Linked DNA regions of Mus musculus: region 1 is linked to region 2. The links are chromatin loops, found by intact Hi-C in ENCODE. Cell type or tissue: gastrocnemius. All regions are shown on one strand.

What was found. A loop is a pair of places that touch in the nucleus more often than their neighbours do. Peaks named below come from ENCODE experiments on the same cell type or tissue, not always from the same donor. Only the 100,000 strongest peaks of a DNase experiment are listed, where the experiment ranks them.
Region 1: a loop joins it to region 2, with 5 times the contacts of the local background. A loop is called at or near these places in 1 of 42 quality-filtered maps.

Annotation. Positions count from the first base shown.
Region 1 is chr11:60,932,596-60,936,595 of GRCm38, reverse strand. All of the region lies in intron 1 of Map2k3 (mitogen-activated protein kinase kinase 3), which reads right to left. Among named protein-coding and RNA genes, the nearest start is that of Map2k3, 2.5 kb to the right of the region's middle. In gastrocnemius, no CTCF peak of the experiment used is centred here; a DNase peak (open chromatin) is centred at 3,995; H3K4me3 peaks cover 4,000 bases; H3K27ac peaks cover 4,000 bases.
Region 2 is chr11:61,058,500-61,062,499 of GRCm38, reverse strand. The region is part of intron 1 of Kcnj12 (potassium inwardly-rectifying channel, subfamily J, member 12); the gene reads right to left. Among named protein-coding and RNA genes, the nearest start is that of Kcnj12, 38 kb to the right of the region's middle. In gastrocnemius, no CTCF peak of the experiment used is centred here; DNase peaks (open chromatin) are centred at 2,279 and 2,391; H3K27ac peaks cover 3,776 bases.

The DNA of each region.
Region 1 (4,000 bases), 130 kb after region 2:
ACCTGTGGGTCAAGATCCCTTTGGGGATCAAACAACCTTTTCACAAGGGTCGGCTAAGACCATTGGAAACCACAAATATTTACACTACAACTCATAATAGTAGCAAAACTGCAGTTATGAAATAACAATGCAAATGATTGTATGGCAGGGGTCACCACAACATAAGGAACTATAGTAAAGGGTCGTAGCATTAGGAAGGTTGCCCTAGAGCTTGGCAAACTCTGGCTTCCTGACCAAAGAAGCCTCGTGTCACAAACCCTATGAATACATCATCAGAAGCCATGTATTCACCTCCCAATGAGAAGCAGCCAGAGTCCCAACAATTAAATAATGACAGATGCCGTTTGTTTGGGAAACTCTATCTCCCATCTTTACTACCACCCTGCAGGGGAGAGGTACTTCCTCCCACTGCCCAGAAGCGGACTGAGAGTCAAAGAGGATATGCCATTTGCCCTGATGAGGAAGTAAGAGTCAGGTTGGGATCCTAGGCCCATTATAACATAGCTGCAATGCTGCTGGATAATGCCATCTGCATCCATACAGGCAAGGCTCCTGTACTTCCTGGGAAGGGGGGGAGAGGAGCACTCCGGCTTCTTCTCTGAAAGATGTCCCCTACTCACTGGACTAAAACCTAATCAAAGTATCAAGAATGTACTGGATACAATGTGTTCAATGTTACATTGCAAAATGGGCAGAGTAGGGATCTGACCGAGGCAGTTCAAGCTGGCTGTCCCTGCAAGGCCACTGCTCCTGGCTCTTACTAGACCTTGCTCCCTGGGCCAGGGACCGTCAACAACAGCTGCCATCTACTCGTCTGTGGTGAGCAAGAGGAAGCAAGAGTCATTTACCTAACAGAGGAAGTTCCTGGACAGGACAGGAGGATCTGCCCAGAATCCCAGCTCAACTGAAAAGTCCAAAGCAGACCGTCACCTGTGATGTCCAGCCCAGGACCAGGGGCAGCCTACAGGTATGTAACCCCTGCCTGGCATTGCCCCTTTAAGCTATAGGCAGTGACTGGCATGCCTGTGGTGAGTCAGCACCCAGTGTCTGCTGACTCACCCACCGGAAGCCTGGCTGCCTCTCCCCACACAGGCTGACTGGGAACTTTACTGCCTTCAGGCCCTGAGCCACAGGCTGGCTGATAGAGAGTTTCCTGTGCGTCACACCAGGACGGGGGGAAGTCCCCAAGGTGCCACCCTCTAGTCTTTCCAACTCCTGGGACAGGAGGAAAGCTTATAACCATAGCAGACAGGACCAGGACAAGACATTCAGTGCTCCTTAGTCTCACTGGGCTGCCAGAGCCACCAGCCACTGATGAACTCCAATGACAACACCTCCAACAGAGTGTCAAAGGCCATCCCTGACAATATGCACAAGGACAAACAAGACATGCAAACCCAGACCACCCTGACATGTGCCCCTGTACCAGCTGCCCTTGGCCTCAGATGGCAGGCAGTGACCCACTAATGAGCAAGGAGACAGGAGATGTCAACAAAGTTGTGGGACCTACATGCCTTACACATGTGGAGAGAACTTCCTAAGCTTGGGCACAAAGAACTAGGCTGCCAACCGTCCAGTGGGAAGTTCATAGATAAAGTTGCAGTCCCCACCAAAGGTCAGGTGCTACCACTCCCCGCTGTGTTCAAAGTCCTCTGCAAACAGGCTAGCAAGATAGCCCAGCAGGTAAGAGTACTTACTATCAAGTCTAATAATCTAAGGTCCATGCCTGAAACCCACATGGTGGAAGGTTGATCCACAAGACTGAACTGAAAGAACTGATACCCACAAAGTATACTAGTATACTACATGTGGCATGCATATATATATATATATATATATATATATATATATATATATATATATCATGTGTATATTTTTTTTTTTGGTTTTGGCTTTTCAAGACAGGGTTTCTCCGTGTAGCTCTGGCTGTCCTAGAACTCACTCTGTAGACCAGGCTGACCTCAAACTCAGAAATCCGCCTGACTCTGCTGCCTCCCAAGTGCTGGGATTAAAGGCGTGCACCACCACTGCCTGGTTGTGTGTGTAATTTTTAAGTCTCCTGCAAAGGTGAAAAAGAGTTCCTGTCAGGGTCCACATTGGTATGGCCTCGCCAAGGTCTCCACTTTGCACCAGTTGCAGGGTCACACTGAGGGAAGCATCCACTGTAAAGACTGCGTGCATGATAGGTGGTCCTCTGCTTCAGCAGACCTCACGCTCCAGTGAACATGGGGGTGATAGCCAGGGTCCCAGGGTCCCATGGCTCCCCTAAGCACCTCACATGGGAACGGGATGGAAGGAGATCATCATAGAACCTGCTGTAGCTGTGCTCTGCCAACATAGCTGTGCAGCCTCTGTGAATGGTAAGTGTTCCCCAGCCTCTGTTTATGGGCAAATGGGGTGATGAGTAATAAAGCAATGTATAACACGTGGAAAAAAGAAAAAAAAAAACCTCTTAGAGTTTTGGTGAATGGATATTGTCAGTTTCCCACTACAGCTATCTCCAGACCCCTAAAAGGCTACAGGGATTCTGGCCCAGGAAAAAGCCTCCACCCAAACCATCCAATACCATGTTACCTAACCTACAATCTGCAAACTCACACTCAGAAGAGAGGCCCGGAACGTCCAGTGCCAGGCCTCAAGTCACCAAGCACATGAAAGCCCATGGTCTCTCCCTATCACTCACAATCTCTCCGGCTGTGATCTGCAACTGCAACTTTTATTTTGGTGAGGCATCTCTTGCCTGGAAGAGCTGAAATGCCTCCAAAACAAACACTGCTTCCAAACCCTTCCTGAGTGGAGCAGCATCTAATTTCCTGGTTCTCAAGTTCCACGAGGTCTGCACTGCAAGGTCCTCCCCAGCCACCTCCCCCAATAAGTGCCTCCCTAGTTACTCACAGAAGTTGGGCAATGGTCAGGGATCTGGCCTCCCACTTATGTAAGATGCAATTACCCCGTCCACTAGGCTCCTGCAGGGCCATGGAAGCCAGCTGTAGGGGACCCAAAAGGCCCCCGCCTGCTCAGGACAACCTGACCAGGACCAGGACTCCTGAGGTTGAGGTTTCCTAGGTCAGAAGGAGAGAAGGCCACCACTGCACAAGTACCCTCTTAGGTGCCCGCCATCCCTGTCCTCTGTGCTCTGCAGCTGCAATCCAAAACTGGGCCCAGCGTTGCAGCAGGAAAGCTGGAGATAGTCAAGGAAGTGCAACAACTATTTGCCCCTGGGTACCTACTATGTGCTGGGCGCTATGCTGGGTTCTCGATCATCTCAGACGTGCTTGCTTCAAACCACTCTACATTCAATCTCACATCACGCCCCTAATATCCATTTCATTAATAAGTCCTAGACATGCCCAGAGACTAGCCAGGTGAAGCAGTTCAGAATTCAGAGGGTCAACCCATTCATATCTCCAGGTCCAGCTTGGAAATCTTTTCTGCAGATCAACCCTACTGAGTCTCTGACATGTCAAAAAAAAACATCCTTCTCTCTTCCTGGAGAAAAAAAAAAAGCATTCTGACCTCCAAATCTTGTCCCCCTCACTTCCCATGACAAATGCTGCTGCTGCAGCCCACGCAGCACCACTGCCACCTCACAGAAATTTCCAGGAAAGACAGTTAATTGGAGAAGGACAAGCTTTGCACAGCCAGCCCCTGGCCTGCTGCTAGCCCAAGGACCAAACAGCACGTCTAAGAGCAGACTAAGAAACACTAGGTGCAAGAATCGGTCAGCTCGGGAAACTCAGTGAGAAGACTGCAACTGAGTAGCAGGTAGCATGGGCAGAGCTGCGAAGTGGAGACGCCAGGAAGTTCTACAGGGACAGCCTTAGGGAGGAGTGCAGGCAGCCAGTGAGCAGGCCAGCAAGACATGGGGCAAAGGAGGATTCACAAGGATGGAAGGAGTTGGAAGAGTGGAGGAGCTCTGAGTAGACAGGTTTCCGGCATTGGGAACACAGCCCTGGGGCCCAGAGTAAATTCCAGCCTGGACAAAATCCAAGAGCCTGGC
Region 2 (4,000 bases):
AGAGCCTCTGAGGCCAGGACCTTGAGATGTTGTCACCTTCTCCACCTCCCAGGCAGAGTTCACGGGGGACGCCCAAGTCTGCTTTGTCACACTGGCTTTTCTGGCTGGGATTGAAGAAATGATTGGTGAGTCACCCCCACATTCTAAGCCTCTGGGGCAAGCGACAATGGTAGTTTTGGAGACACAGAGTTATAGTCTAATCGGGGGATCTTTCACTTACAAGCCATGTGGCCCTGGGGGTCACTTCCCCTGTCTATAAGCTTCTCCACCTTCAATGATGCCTTACACCCAGTGTCTGCCTCTTGGCCCTTCTAGCCTAAGAAACCAAGACTCAGGAGGCTGGAACAAATGTCACACAACTGGGAATGTCCATGGCAGAGACATCCTACCTGTGAACTGTGAGTGAGTCCAAACTGTGCTTGGATCTATGAGCTCTGCTCATTACAGCCCAGCCTTGAAGGACAGTTCCTCCCCCTGGACATAACAGGAAATTAAGACTATGGGGTTTGGCCGTATCCCAGTTACCCACATCAGAACTCTATATGGAGGAGATGACTGCCACAGGACAATAGAAGCTAAAGAAGGTTCTGGAGAAGAGTCAGGGCTGAGAACTGTGGATAGTTTGTTCTCCCCACTTCCTGTTGGTCACCTGGCTGGTCCCAGGTTCTCTCAAGCTGACTCCCTACTAGGGCTTGCCCCAGACTCACAATTCCAGTTCTCCTGATTGTTCCTCTCTATATAAGGAAACCGAGGCTTGTTACAAAGAAGTGTATTGCCGAGGTCACCAAACCAGGGGGTGGTGGCCTCAGATTTATGGAAACATTGTCCAGGGCCCCTACCTCACCCTACCCTGCAGCAGCTAAAGCAACCTACCAATAAACTGGCCCCTCAGTTCACCAGGAATGCATCCCCAGGAGCAGTCACCATCCCAGATTAGAAAGCTGGGAGTACAGAGCAAGGTTCTCTAGATTTGAGGGTTGGGCCCCAAACAGTTGCCAGCCAGTGAGGGCAAGGCTCAGCTGGCCCAGGCCTCTTGTCATGCTAAGCCAGTCTCCAGCCAATATTCCCATGGAACTAAGCATGCCACCAGGAAGTGAGAGTCAGGCACAAGGCGGGGAACAGGGCCTGGCCCAGCTAGGAGTAAACGGGAGCATGATAGGCAAACTGTGATCTGGAGGGGCCCTTCCCTGACTTCAGACTCCACACACCTCAGCAAGTATCATGTGATAAACAGAATCCTAGCTCCCACTCTTGGCACGCAGTGGCCGCATGGCATGTAAGGGTCCTCGCCAGTGTTGAAGAGAGTTGGCTCAGATGTGACACCCCAGATGTGTCCCCACCTGGACAGCTGAGAACAGAAAGGAGGTCCCAGGTACTTGTCTGGATATCCCTTAAAAGACACCCAGCATCTCCCCAGGGTAGACTCAGCCCTCTTGCTCCCCACTGCCAAGGTATCTGAGCCCCAGAGAGTACCCCGCAAGCTCTGACTAGATAAGCCTAGAGATGAGTGGGACACTAACCCCAACGACTGGCTGTGCTGGGTGGCCTGGAGGAGTGAACAGTACTCTGTGAGCCTGAGGTTGAAGCCAGGGCTCTGTTGTGGCCCCACCAGGGTAGACAACGGGCACCAGATGCCAGGGAATGTTTCTAGGATATTTTTATCTTGAGAACATCCTTTGGGGATGGAGGGGGGACAGAGTGTCCTTGGCTCCAGGCCCCTGGGAGCATCAAAGGACAGGGACTTCTGAGTACCCTCTGCCAGGATAGTAACAATTACAAGGCCTCATCCTAGGGTAAGGGACACCTGGCCAGTATTTGGATGTTGTGGGCCTCTGGTTTCTATTCCAGCTTGCCGTGTCTCCCAAGGAGGCAGGTCTCTGCCCCTGCTGCTGTTCCACCTTTTCTGGGCCTGATCAATGCCAGCTCAGAACTGGTCACTTAAGGAAGACAGGGTGGACCTCAGATTTCATTGGATGGCTTACCAACAAGGAAGAAGGCCAGGCAGCTAGATAAGAGCCAACCAGAGTCCTGGGAGCCTGGAGGGGTGGGGGTGAGGGTAATCTGGGCTATGGTGGAGAACTCAGAGCATCCCAGAAGTGCATGGGCACACGGACCATCCAGACTGAGATGGCAAAATAGCAGCAAGGGTGGGGGTGCAAGGGATGCCTGTGACCCTCAGAGTCCCCATGATCTGGAAGCAGAATCCAGCTCTGCTGCCCACTGTGGGCCTTGGCAAGCTCTTCCACCTCTGAACTTCCATGAGCCTGCCAGCAAAGCCAGGGGCTTTCTGACCCAGCATCTCAGCACACTACAGAACCTGGGGCTGAGAAAGTCTGAAGGAGCACACTGTTGCCATCCTAATTGCAGGGACGGTGAATATGCATGGAGAGTTCCAAAGAAAATGGGCTCCGCTCCAAGGTTACACTAATAGATGAAAGAGACGGAGGCCAGAGAAGCCTGCATGCCACACTGACAAGCTTGGGCTCCATCCCAAGAGATATGCAGATCTCCAGAGCCACGATAGAACCTGAACGTTTTAACAGTTTCAGCCAAGTCGACTGAATGTCTGCCCCTTCCTGTGTAGCCTTGGGCAAGGCACATCACTTCTCTGAACTCAGTTTTCATACCTCCGGAACAAGACTAATAATAGCACCAGTCTCATGGGGCTGGGACCGGCTCTCAGTGAGTCAGCCCATGGGGATTGCCTACAGGAAAATCTGCCCAGTCTCTCTGCCCATCACAGACCAGAAAGCTCACGGGCCCCTGTAGGGCACAGGCCAACCCCTACCACAGGAAGGAGGATCAGATGGCCGGATGGGTATGAACCCCAAGCGAGGGGCCCAAGGGACAAAGGCCTGCCAAAGTCTAACTTACTTGGTGTCTCTTTTCAACTAATCTAAGTCTCCGACATTTCCTGAGCACCTAGTATGGGAACAGAGGAGCAAGGACTTTAGAGAGAGAGGAAGCCTGAAGAATTTGCCAACATAAAAATGTTTATTGACTGGGCAGCAATGGCGCATGACTTTAACCCCAGCCACTGGAGGAGCAGCGGAGGAGGGCAGAGGCAGGCAAATATCTGAGTTCAAGGCCAGCCTAGTCTACAGAATGAGTTCCAGGACAGCCAGGGCTACACAGAGAAACCCTGTCTCCAAACACCCCCCACCACCACCACCAAAAAAAAAAAAAAAAAAAATGTTCAACAGAGCTGGAGAAATGGTTCAGCAGTTAAGAGGATTTCAAGTTCAAGTTCAATTTTCAGCACCTATGTTGGGTGGCTCACAATCTCCAGCTCCAGGGGATTCATAACATACATACACACATACATACATACCCACATACCCACACACACATACATAACATACAAACACACATACACACACATACACAACATACAAACACACACACATACACACATACATACATACCCACATACCCACATACACACACACACATACATAACATACAAACACACACACATACATACACATACACACAAACAAACACACATACACATACATAACATACAAACACACATACACACACACACATACACAACATACACACACATACAAACAAACACACACACTAAAAATAATTATAAATAAATCTTCATAAACTTTTGTGGTGCCGCTTACCAAACCTATCGTACTAAGAAAAAAAGCAAATGATAACTATCCATTAACTGCTGGGTGGATAAGGAAGATGCGTATAAACACAGTGGAATATTACTCAGCTGTAAAGAAAGATGAGGGACTTACAGGAAGTTCCATGTGTGGCATTCTCTTCACGAGATGGTACAGGCCCAGGAAGGGACCAGATCTGACTGAGGACAAGGTCATAGATACACAGGGAATTCCGTGGCTCAGTGAAAGCTGCAGACCCAAGCAGGAGGCCTGAGCTAACACAGGACAAGACCTGACCCTCAGAGGGGGGCTGGTGACAGAATCTCTGACCCTAAACACCAGACTTGCAGAAGGAAATGGCACCTGAACCCTACTGT